3 separate regions of the Homo sapiens genome follow, and all the other regions are linked to region 1. Evidence: chromatin contacts called from ENCODE Hi-C or POLR2A ChIA-PET data. All regions are on one chromosome and are shown on one strand. The core of a region is the stretch at or near the end of the contact, and the rest is flanking DNA. Distances in the headings are between cores, read along the strand shown.

Evidence for each region. A loop is a pair of places that touch in the nucleus more often than their neighbours do. ChIA-PET counts read pairs that join two places held with the same protein, here RNA polymerase II (POLR2A). Pooled maps may share reads with other maps.
Region 2: a loop to region 1 is called in a map of PC-3, with 4 times the contacts of the local background. The contact joins the promoter of LINC00327 here to the enhancer-like site in region 1. A Hi-C loop is called at or near these places in 8 of 168 maps with a recorded cell type or tissue (Caco-2, IMR-90, PC-3 and 4 more), 5 of 37 single-sample maps with no recorded cell type and 13 of 50 pooled maps. POLR2A ChIA-PET finds 5 or more read pairs at or near these places in 2 of 52 experiments (AG04449 and BJ).
Region 3: a map of heart left ventricle shows a loop between it and region 1 (4-fold over the local background). The contact joins two enhancer-like sites. A Hi-C loop is called at or near these places in 17 of 168 maps with a recorded cell type or tissue (IMR-90, Right ventricle myocardium inferior, cardiac septum and 6 more), 1 of 37 single-sample maps with no recorded cell type and 11 of 50 pooled maps. POLR2A ChIA-PET finds 5 or more read pairs at or near these places in 4 of 52 experiments (A549, BJ, T-cell and 1 more).

The regions. Positions count from the first base shown.
Region 1 is chr13:23,509,138-23,512,713 of GRCh38, reverse strand. The region is part of intron 1 of LOC124903135 (a long non-coding RNA gene); the gene reads right to left. Among named protein-coding and RNA genes, the nearest start is that of LINC00327, 41 kb to the right of the region's middle. Within about 2 kb of position 1,638, at least 3 of the 41 ENCODE cell types and tissues checked have a DNase peak (open chromatin) inside an H3K27ac peak, as active enhancers do; they include PC-3 and gastrocnemius medialis, where a contact is called at or near this core.
Region 2 is chr13:23,467,621-23,471,196 of GRCh38, reverse strand. LINC00327 (long intergenic non-protein coding RNA 327) reads right to left here and starts at 1,685. Exons shown (of 3, transcript NR_038995.1): 1 at 1,006-1,685; 2 at 507-683.
Region 3 is chr13:23,545,538-23,549,113 of GRCh38, reverse strand. No RefSeq gene overlaps it. Among named protein-coding and RNA genes, the nearest start is that of TNFRSF19, 23 kb to the left of the region's middle. Within about 2 kb of position 1,898, at least 11 of the 41 ENCODE cell types and tissues checked have a DNase peak (open chromatin) inside an H3K27ac peak, as active enhancers do; they include gastrocnemius medialis, where a contact is called at or near this core.

The DNA.
Region 1 (3,576 bases), core at 389-2,888:
TTCCCAGTGTAGCTCCTGCACAGCCTCAATGGTGAGCACAGAGGAAAGGCGGAGGGCGGGTTGGGCTAGGCTGGACTGCAGATGCAGAGAAGAGAAGGGAGCTGTGGGGGTGGCCACAGAGACTCAGTGTAGGCTTTGAAGCTGAAGGGGAAGATCCTGGAAGTGGTCCCAGGGCAAAGAGATCACTTAAGGGCTATCCAGTTTACCCAAAGACATCTTTGACCATCATAGAAGGGTGACGAGTGAGAGACAATTTGTCTGTTCTCCTACTGGAGTCTGAGAACTTAGACCTCTGGTGCTCTAAGTTGAAGGGAAGAAGATCACAGTCAGCTGTCTCTGTGATGGGGAGCAGAATGTCCAGTCCTTCCAGGATCATTTTTTCATTTGTAAAGTCAGAGTGATTTTAAAGCAAGTTGTGGGCATGTATTGGTGGCAGGTGAGGGGGGACGGTCTTTCCTGGTCAGCAGGCTGTGAGAGTGGTGTTCTCTGCAGCAAAGGAGGATCATGGCATTGAAGATCATCTTCAACCTATGGGTTCTCTAGAATCTGAATACTGGAGCCTGTGACCTGGGATTGATTTAGGGTTTATGAATTGGCATAGGAAGTGGGAGAAGCATTGGGAGGCAGAAAACCTGGATTTGAATCCTGGCACTACCCCTTTGTAGCTGTTTTACCAAAGTTTGTGAAAGTCCTTGGCACACTGCCTGGCACAGAGACTAAGGATTGAATATGGGTATCGTTGATTCTTTCTTCTCTGGTGCTTACAGTGTATTAGACTTCCCCACATTCTCTCTTGTCAAGTGGCAAAAATAGATTATGCCCAGTAAATAAAGACATAAATCGAGGCACAGAAGAGTTAAGAAGTTTGACTGAGATTATATAGGAGATAATCAAGTGGATCTTAAAGTGTTCAGAATTTCTATGATCATTTTTATTTACAAAGTGGCTAACATTTTTAGTTTATTCTCTACAATATGTCTCACAGTCCAATATTTCTGTTGTTAAATAATAACAACAGTGAATTGCTTTTGACCACTTTTGATTGCACTGGATCCCATCTCTAGGATGCAGAGACTAAGGTGGAGAATGGGATTTAGGCCAGCAAACCCAGAGCCCCCACTTTAATCCTACCAGACAGAGTGAGAGGAAGAGGGTGGGGCTCATGGAGTCAAGTTACAGATAGCTGGCCTCTCTGGGGAATGGCTAATGGTCTACTGCAGGGCTGTAGTCAACTTCAGGCATCTAGGGGAAGCAGATGGAATGAGGTGAGAGCTCCGAAATAGGACATTTGGGATTGTCAAAATGGCTAACACGAATCAAGTCTTTACAACCCAGTGTGTTGGAACCATTGTGGCAGGGTGGTTGGGATGGGGAAGAGGTGGTTCATTCTGGAAGTAACATAAATTGATATTAAATAAAGAGCCTAGTCATTGCTTCTTCCAGAAGCGATGGTCATGTGTTCCATGAGTCCCCACTGAGGTGACCTATGCTTTTCTGTGAATAGTACTTCTGCAAAAAGATTTTTGCACCACCTGCTGGCAAAGAACAGTGATCTTGCTGCTCATTGAAGAAAAGTCACACGCTTAAACTGCTAGTGAGCAAGGCACAGGGAGATCAAAACTGACTTTGGTGGGAACATGTAGCTACCACTCCTGCCTGGCATCCAATTCCTTGTCACCACCTTGTTAACAAGTTTTAAATTGTGCCAGGTGATACACACAGGTGGTTTCTTTCTGAAAGTGTCATAACAATATGAGAAGATTATTCTGGATTATGTTAGTGAGAAAGAGAATATTATTTTCAGTGATTAAGAGACAGGCTATCTAGTACTCATTTCTAACATACAGACTAATCTTTTTTTGGAAAGCATGTCTAGGCTACTCTTATTTTAAAATGCTGAAGCAACATCATTTATGCATTTGTTTGTTTGCTTATTGCCAAGGAACCATTTAGATGTTCCCGATTGAGCAAGACTTCTGGAACAATCTAGGAGTTTCATGTTCTACCTTGAGAGTGTGAAGTGGCTTTCTGGGTGAGATTTCCAGAGAACACATTGAGACATTTTTATTGTGCTCATTTTGCTGCTCAGAAGGAAATTGGCTTTTCCTTTTCTCTGCAGGGATGAATAATCTGAACTCATTTAATAGGGAGTCAAACAGACTGAAGACTTTGCCCACAACAATTTCAGATTCAACCCATCTCTACCACTGTTCTTTGATACTCTATGGCAGGAAATGTGGACTGAGGAGTGAGAAACTATCAAAGCTGCAAGTGGTGCACCTGGAGTTCAGAACTGGAATATTCCTTTTCTTCCTTTCCCACACACAAACCTTATCTTGCATGAGGGAGTAGTGGTTTATGAGTAAATATGATGGAATTCAAATACTTTTCTTAAGGAAGAGTCATCCTGTTTTCTAATTCGATGCAATGCATGATTAGAACAAATTTGTTGATTCTCTGACTCTATTTTTGTGAGTTTCTTTTGATTGTTGCCGGCAATCCCCCTTCCATCCTTAGTCTCCAGTCTCTTTCATGCATTGCTACCACTCTATCCCATTCTGTTTCACTTCACTCAACACTTGTTGAATAGTTACATTGTAAAGGGTCTGTACTTGAAAGACATTAGAGGAGACACAAAAATGAAGATAGCGCTCCTACCTTCAAAGAAACTGGCCCGTACTTTGGGTGAGAGACATGCACCCAAATCTCCTTTGCACAATCATGTGTTGCTTAACGACAGGGATGCAGGCTGAGAAATGTGTCGTTAGGCGATTTCATTGTTGTGTAAACATCATAGTGTGCACTTACACAAACCTAGTTGGTAGAGCTTACTACACACCTAGGCTGTGTGGTATGGCCTCTTGCTCTTAGGCTACAAACCTGCACAGCATGTGACCCTACCAAATACTGTAGGCAGTTGTAACACAATGGTAAGCATGTGTGCGTCTAAACATGTCTAAACACAGAAAAGGTATAGTAAAAATACGGTATAAAAGATAAAAAATGGTACACCTGACCTGGTGCGGTGGCTCGCGCCTGTAATCCCAGCACTTTGGGAGCCCGAGGCAGGCAGATCACGAGGTCAGGAGATCGAGACCATCCTGGCCAACACGGTGAAACCCCGTCTCTACCAAAAATACAAAAAAATTAGCCCGGCGTGGTGGCGGGCGCCTGTAGTCCCAGCTACTCAGGAGGCTGAGGCAGGAGAATGGCGTGAACCCGGGAGGCGGAGCTTGCAGTGAGCAGAGATCACACCACTGCACTCCAGCCTGGGCAACAGAGCAAGACTCTGTCTCAAAAAAAACAAAAACAAAAAAAACAAAACAGCCGGGCGTGGTGGTGGGCCCCTATAGTCCCAGCTACTTGGGAGGCTGAGGCACAAGAATCTCTTGAACCTGGGAGGCGGAGGTTGCGGTGAGCCGAAATTGCACCACTGCACTCCAGCCTGAGCGACAGAGCGAGACTGTGTCTCAGAAAAAAAGAAAAAGAAGAAGAAGAAAATAAAAGTAGGGTATTTACCAGAAATGGAGCTTACAGGTCTCCCTCACTGCTCTGGGTGAGTTTGTGAGTGAGTGG
Region 2 (3,576 bases), core at 436-2,935, 42 kb after region 1:
AGTCGTATTTCTCAAAAGACCTCTCTTGCTTCCTATACTCAGTCATGCAAAATGTTCTGCAATTCTCTGAATGCCCTGGCTTTTCTTTTCCTTTTTGTGCCCATGTCTGTGCCCAAGTTATTTGCTTTTTCTGAAAGATCTATCTTTCAAAACCTTCTTTTCCCTCCCTCCCTCCAACCCTGTTGACCAACTTATCTTTTAAAGTCTGATTCAGTTTCAGGGCCATCTCCTCCGAGACCTTCCTTCCTGACTGCTTCTCGAGTTCCCCTATAAAACAGTGACTGCCCAAAGAGCAGCAACAGTTTGTAAATCATTCCATTCATGCTGCCTAGAACAAAGCTGCAGTTGTGTTTAGTAAAGGTTTATCAAATGGATGAAGACTGGTCACTATTAGTCTTGACCCCTTCTATTTGAAATATGTGAAATACACAAAGTAAAATATAATTTCTGATAGGGGCTGATATCAGGAACTGTAGGAGATCTGTCCATTGAACCCAAGGTCTTACCTATTAAATCTCTACTGTTGCCAGTCTGCGCTCCTGGATTTTCAAGGGGCTCCGTGGAATTGGGAGGCTGATGAAGCTGGTGACCACCCTCCGTAAGCATGCTGTGTTGGTGATTCCAGTGCTTACTCCTTTCCTCAAATGTGGTCATAAGAAGTCAGGAAAGTCAATATGCTTTCACTAGGAAAAAAGGAGGAAAGCCTGCTTTAGTTGGTTGTTACATTTTTGATGAGGCGAAAATTCAAACAAAACTGTAACCACAAGGACCATTAATTGTTCTTTCCTGCTAATAACCATAGTTAGCCAATTGGATTGTGAGTGTGTGGCATGCTTGTATTGTGTATGTGAGTAGGGAATGCACGTGCGTTAAAGTTCACATGTGCTTAAGAGCTTAGACACACCCGCAATTTGCAAGACAGCTTCATGTCCTGATGTGGCCAAAGCTGTGTAAGAAGCCTGAGCTGTAATTACTCCGCACAAATTTACATCCTGGGGTACTCACATCATCCTGTGGTCTGTATGCTCTGTGGCTACACACCTGGCTGAGAACAGAATTAATGATGAGAAACGTGCCTGCTTCTCTGCATAAAAGATGATGTCTGAGTAGAAGGTCGCCAAGGGAGGATTAAGAGCAAGAATGCGAGAATGTGCTCAGGAATCCGTGCGTGAGATGATGAGCTTGTGAGCTGATGTTGATTCTGTGCAGTTCCCAGTGTCTTATTCACAGGCAAGATTTTCTTGCTCATCGTTCAGCCTTCAATGTTTTAAGCAAAGATTTTTAAAAAGATCTAACAGGAAACGAGGAGCTGCAGTGAAGCTTGGGCAGTCAGTTCGAATCTGAATAAATATTTGTCAGATTGGAGAAGCGCTGAAAGCATTAAGATACTTGGAGATTTCTCTTTTTCTTTGGCAAGAAGCATGACTGAGACAGGTAAGGGCTAGGAATTCTTCCGGATCACTCCCTCCAACAATGGTCTTTCCTTTGAATTTGCACTTTGGAGTCTGACACAGATTAGTGCTTCCTAGTCCTCTAACTGTAACACATGCCTCAGTTTCCCTTCTCCGATAAGATTGCAATATCTTTGGGTGCAGGAAAAAAAATAGTTGATCCTTTTCTTTGTAGCCCAGCAAGTTCCAGGCACATTAGAAACTGATTAGAAACTGGTACACAAGTGTTACTTGCTTAATTTATTATAAATGCTTTAAAAATGAGGCAATGACTATCATTGAAAAATAAAACCAAACTGTGAAGAACTTCTCTCTTCCTGTTAGTGGAGACTTTCCACAGAATTTTTTTTTTTTTTTGGGAGGCAGTGGACATGTTGAGTTTTCAATTGAATATTTTGCTGCAAACAACTTAGGAGGAGAGGAAAAAAGAAAACGCAAAGCCAAACAAAGCTGGTATTTTTCAAGTGCTCATTAATTTCAAAACCACGGTGTCTTTCATTGATTTTTTACCATTAAAAAGGACAGCAATGCCCATCTGCTCAAAATTCCATCCAGAAATGAAATTATGAATTAAAGCTGTGTTACACATGCACAATTGAGACATCCTCTGTTTGGGCCTGCCAGATGACACACTGAAACAGCCTGGGGTCTGCACTTGGGGTGCTGCCAAGGAAGCAGATACACGGCTGATGAAAATCATCCATCATTTCAAATCAGAGGTGCCATATTCCTGCAGACTCCTGTTATGAACAATCTCATTTGATCTTACATTGGAACAAGCTGTCTTCAACACTCAGGCCTGGCCCCAGGCACAACGAGGCAGATGGAATAGGAATCTCTCATTCCATGCCTGCATTTGCCGGAATTCTAGGATTTTGTCAGAAGTTTTCTTGTGTGAACCTAGCCTGACAGGATTAACTTCACTGAGTTGTGCTTCAATATCAGTTCTTACCTCCTTCAATTTGTGCCAAAACTCTCATGGAGGACAGTGTTCATCATTTTTTCACTTAAAACCATATATATGAGTCATTATATAGAGCGATTCTTTTTAGATTCAGTTTCCGGGAAAAAAATTAAAAAGTCACATGATCTTTCTGTCTGCTAATGATATTATGCACGTTGCTCTTGTCTCTATTTTTGCCTTGGCCTCCAGGAAGCTCACAGCCACGTTTTACACTCAAATACAGAAATAATATTACCATATGCTAGTATTACCGTATTTGTGATACTCTTTTCTGTTGATCCTTAGTTTCCATTTCCATTCTTCTTTTATTAAGCCTAACACGTTTTTTGTTGTAAGCTATATCAAAATCATTTTGGAGAAAGGCCAGGCTTATATAAATGATAAAGCATAACCATCTTTTATTTCCCAGCCAAGTGGTTTGTGTTTTAGAGTATATACTTTTAGAAGAAACAGATTGTTTCTTTAAACAGATGAAAATCAAATATCTTCCTTCTTCATGAAGTTAACCACGGTTAGATCATCCACATTGATACAGATGCCTGATAAAAGATCAGGATTGCGTTTGACAACCAGGTTTCTCTTACACATTCTCAGCAGCTTTCAGTCTCTGAAGTTTTTAGTCTTCTTTATTTACTACATTAATCTTGAGAGTAAACAAGGTTCTTATCAAAAATTAATATTTTAATATTAAAAGAATTTATTAGAAAATAATTTATTTAATCTTTTAATATTTAAAAGATATTAAATAAGTTTACAAAGACAACAGCAACTAAGAATGACCATGACTGAATAGAGCAAAACTGTACTAAAATACAACAAATAAAATAAAGGAATATATCCGTGAAATGTTAAGAAAGGCACTGGCCCAAATAATCAGTACTGAGACTCCATCTTGGGTTTGCTTTAAAGCCTCTAGCATGAAGCTGATGGCTGCCCAGTCATCTCAAGGGGCAGCACTGTCCCTTAGGAGCTTACAGTTGAAGCCGACTAGGCAACCCCTAGCCTTGGGCAGAGCTGAAACTCAGCACTTACACACAGGACTGATGTTATAACTCGGAACACAGACTCCTCAGTTTCCTTTGATGCTTTTTTTCTGAGGGCCACTCACATCCGTCTTCTGTCTTCTTTCATGATCCTATCTTAACAATCATGTAAACTCAA
Region 3 (3,576 bases), core at 649-3,148, 36 kb before region 1:
TGTCTAAGCCACCTACTTTCTGGTATTGTGTTATGGCACCTCAAGCTGACAAATACAGGGAGGACACATTGACCTAAATTTGGATCAAAACATAACTACTCTAACCGTACATATAATTCCTAAGATAAGTTTTTAATTTTGATGACTAGAATTAGAAAATAAACCATAGAAAGGGGAAAAGGGCTGGGAGAAAGTTGCAAAAAGAGGAGTAGGAAAGCTGAAGATACATAGTGTATATTTCTTTTTCTTTTCCTTTTCTTTCTTTTCTTTCTTTTTTTTTTTTTTTGAGACGGAGAGTCTTGCTCTGTTGCACAGGCTGGAGTGTAGTGGCGCGATCTCAGCTCACTGCAACCTCTGCCTCCCAGGTTCAAGCAGATTCTCCTGCCTCAGCCTCCTGAGTAGCTGGGACTACAGGTGCCCACCATCACGCCCAGCTAATTTTTTGTATTTTTTAGTAGAGACGGGTTTTCACTGTGTTAGCCAGGATGGTCTTGATCTCCTGACCTTGTGATCCACCCGCCTCGGCCTCCCAAAGTGCTGGGATTACAGGCGTGAGTCACTGCACCCGGCCATATTGTATAATTTCATAATTTGTCTCAGGGCCAGCCCTGACCTTAGGGCACCCTTAGGGACAGATCAATCCCTTATACAAATTGGTAGCTATGCTCAGCATCTCAACCCGGCGTGGCACAACAGATGGCCAGTGAAAACTGGCTGAATAAATAAATGACTAATTTTTAGTAAGAACGACTTATGTATCAGACTTGGTCCCCTTGATTTTGTCATTCTTCAGTTCTTTTTTCTAAGATATGTCTTATTTTATAGTGTGTTACTTTTATTTTTCTCCTTTATAATTTCTTTGACTTTACTCTACAAATCTATTTGTTTTTAATGATGTTTCTCAATTTCATGTGAAAATTTCACTAGCTTATCTAGCTGTTTTCCATTCAAAACAGACATATTGGATAGGGTACAAAAAATAGAAAGAATGAATAAGAACTCCTATTTGATAGCACAACGGGTTATTATTGACTATAGTCAAATGTACTTAATTATACATTTAAAAATAACGAAAAGAGTGCAACTGGATTGTTTGTAACACAAAGATAAATGCTTGAGGGGATGGACACCCCATTCTCCATGATGTGATTATTATGCATTGTGCCTGTATCAAAACATCCCCTCATGTACCCCATAAATATATACACCTACTATGTACCCACAAAAATTTTTAAAAATCTAAAAATTAAAAAAAAAACCTGGATATTATTCAGAATTGTTCTATCTTCATCAAGACCAAATTTCCTACTCCCTGGAGCGCAGCTCTTTGCATCACAAGCCGTATCAAAACACAGCATCTTAATTCCCATGAAATAAACGCAAGGGAAACCGGAGATCTCTTAAGAAATTTTCATCAGGAGAATAGAGCTTTGTAGATTAAATCAACCCCTTTCAGTTACCTTCGAAAGTAAAATAGAAAACTTCTGTTAGAGGTCAGAGAAATCAGAATCCGGCAATGCAGACAGTGCTACTTGAGGCTGTTGTTGAAGTTTGTGCCTGAGATGCAAAGAAATTCCCAAAGGAATTTTCCAACTGGAAACTGCTGGAAACAAAAGACAGACTGTTTTGGCGTCATCCGCCATATGAGTTTTAAGAGACACACTCTGTTCTAAAACGTTTTGAAGTTAGGAATCTAGTTTTCTCTCCTAGCGTATTTTTTCTGCAATGGGAAAAGAGGACGTTTTCCAAGTTGGAAAATGTTGCGGATCCTGGAGGGCCAGTGTGCCCGAGCCCGCCCCGCGAAGACTGCGCGTCTCTCCACCGCCCTGTCCCGGTTGACTTTTCTGGAACTCAAAGAGGCAGAGCCTCCGAGCCCCTGGCCGCCTGCCCTGCGGTGCCTCCGTTCCTGCACTTGCTGAGCGCCAGGCAGCCGCGAACCCCCTTCCCCTCCCTTGCTCTTCCCCTTCCCCCTCTTTCTCCTCCTCCTTTCCATACGCCTTGCTCGCTGTCCCCCAAGGGAGCGGGGACCGCGGCGCGCCGCTAGCCTCGTACCCTGGACAGCAAGGGAGGCCAGGGAGCTGGGGCAGGAAGAGCTGGAGAGCGGGCCCACCCACTTGAAAATTACCTTCCGTGTGGATCCTGGAGTTAGATACACGTTAGTACAATAATATGGAGGGGAGAGAGGAGGGAGGAAGGAATGATCCTTTGAACCATATGTTCTGTCTAAGAGTGAAAGAGAAAGGCCTTCCCTTTTCTATTTTTTCCGATTAAAATATTTAATTACAAAATATTTCAAATATCCAAAAGCATGCAGGTGGACCTCATCAAAACATTACATTTCTATTTACCAAAAACACCATTAAAAAGTGAAAAGCAAACCAAAGACTAGGAGGAGATAGTCACAGTGCATACACTTGACACAAACTTCTCCAGAATAGATGAAGAATTCCTGCAAATAATAAGAAAACCTAATTTTGAAATTAAACACTCCACAGAAGAGAATATCCAAATGTTCAACAAGCAAATGCAAGTGTCCTGCATTGTTATCCATAAGGAAAGTACAAATTAAAACCAAAACGAGATGCCGCGCTATGCCCACCAGAATGGCTAAAATGTAATCCCAGCACTTTGAGAGGCCGAGGTGGGCGGACCACGAGGTCAGGAGATCGAGACCATCCTGGCTGGCACGGTGAAACCCCGTCTCTACTAAAAATACAAAAAATTAGCCAGGCGTGGTGGCGGGTGCCTGTAGTCCCAGCCACTTGGGAGGCTGAGGCAGGAGAATGGCGTGAACCCGGGAGACGGAGCTTGCAGTGAGCCGAGATCACGCCACTGCACTATAGCCTGGGCGACAGAGGGAGACTCCATCTCCAAAAAAAAAAAAAAAAAGAAAAAAAACTATTAGTGCTGACAACAGGGATGAACCTCCAAGATATTTTGTTGAGTGAAAGAAGCTGGACACGTAAGCATATATTATATGACTATATAAATTCCAAAAATTGGCAAAATTAACTGATAATTGAAGTCGGAATTGTGATTATCTGTAGGCAAGAGTGGTGTAAACTGGGAAGAAGTACAAGAAACTGGGGGAGTACAGGATGCTGAGTATATTCTCAGCATTAATTTAGGTGGTGGTCACATAATGTATACGTATCCTCGGCCCTCCTTATCCACGGGTTCTGCATCCACGGATTCAACCAACTCCAGATCAAAAATATTTGGAAAAAATTTAAAATAATAATACCAACAATAAAATATAATACAAATAAAACAATATGGTATAAAAACTACTTACATAGCATTTACACTATATGAGGTATAAGTAATCTAAAGACGATTTAAAGTATACAAGAGGATGTGTGCATTGGTTATATGCAAATACTATATCATTTCATATAAGGGACTGAGCATCTGTGGATTTTAGTATCGTTGGGGGCGTTCTGGAACCAGTCCACCCTAAGATACCAAGGGATGACTGTACATTCAAAAGTCATCACATTGTGCACCTTAGTGTACTTTATCTACTTTATTATATGGATATTATTAATCAATTTAAAGCAAGGGTATGAAAAATCA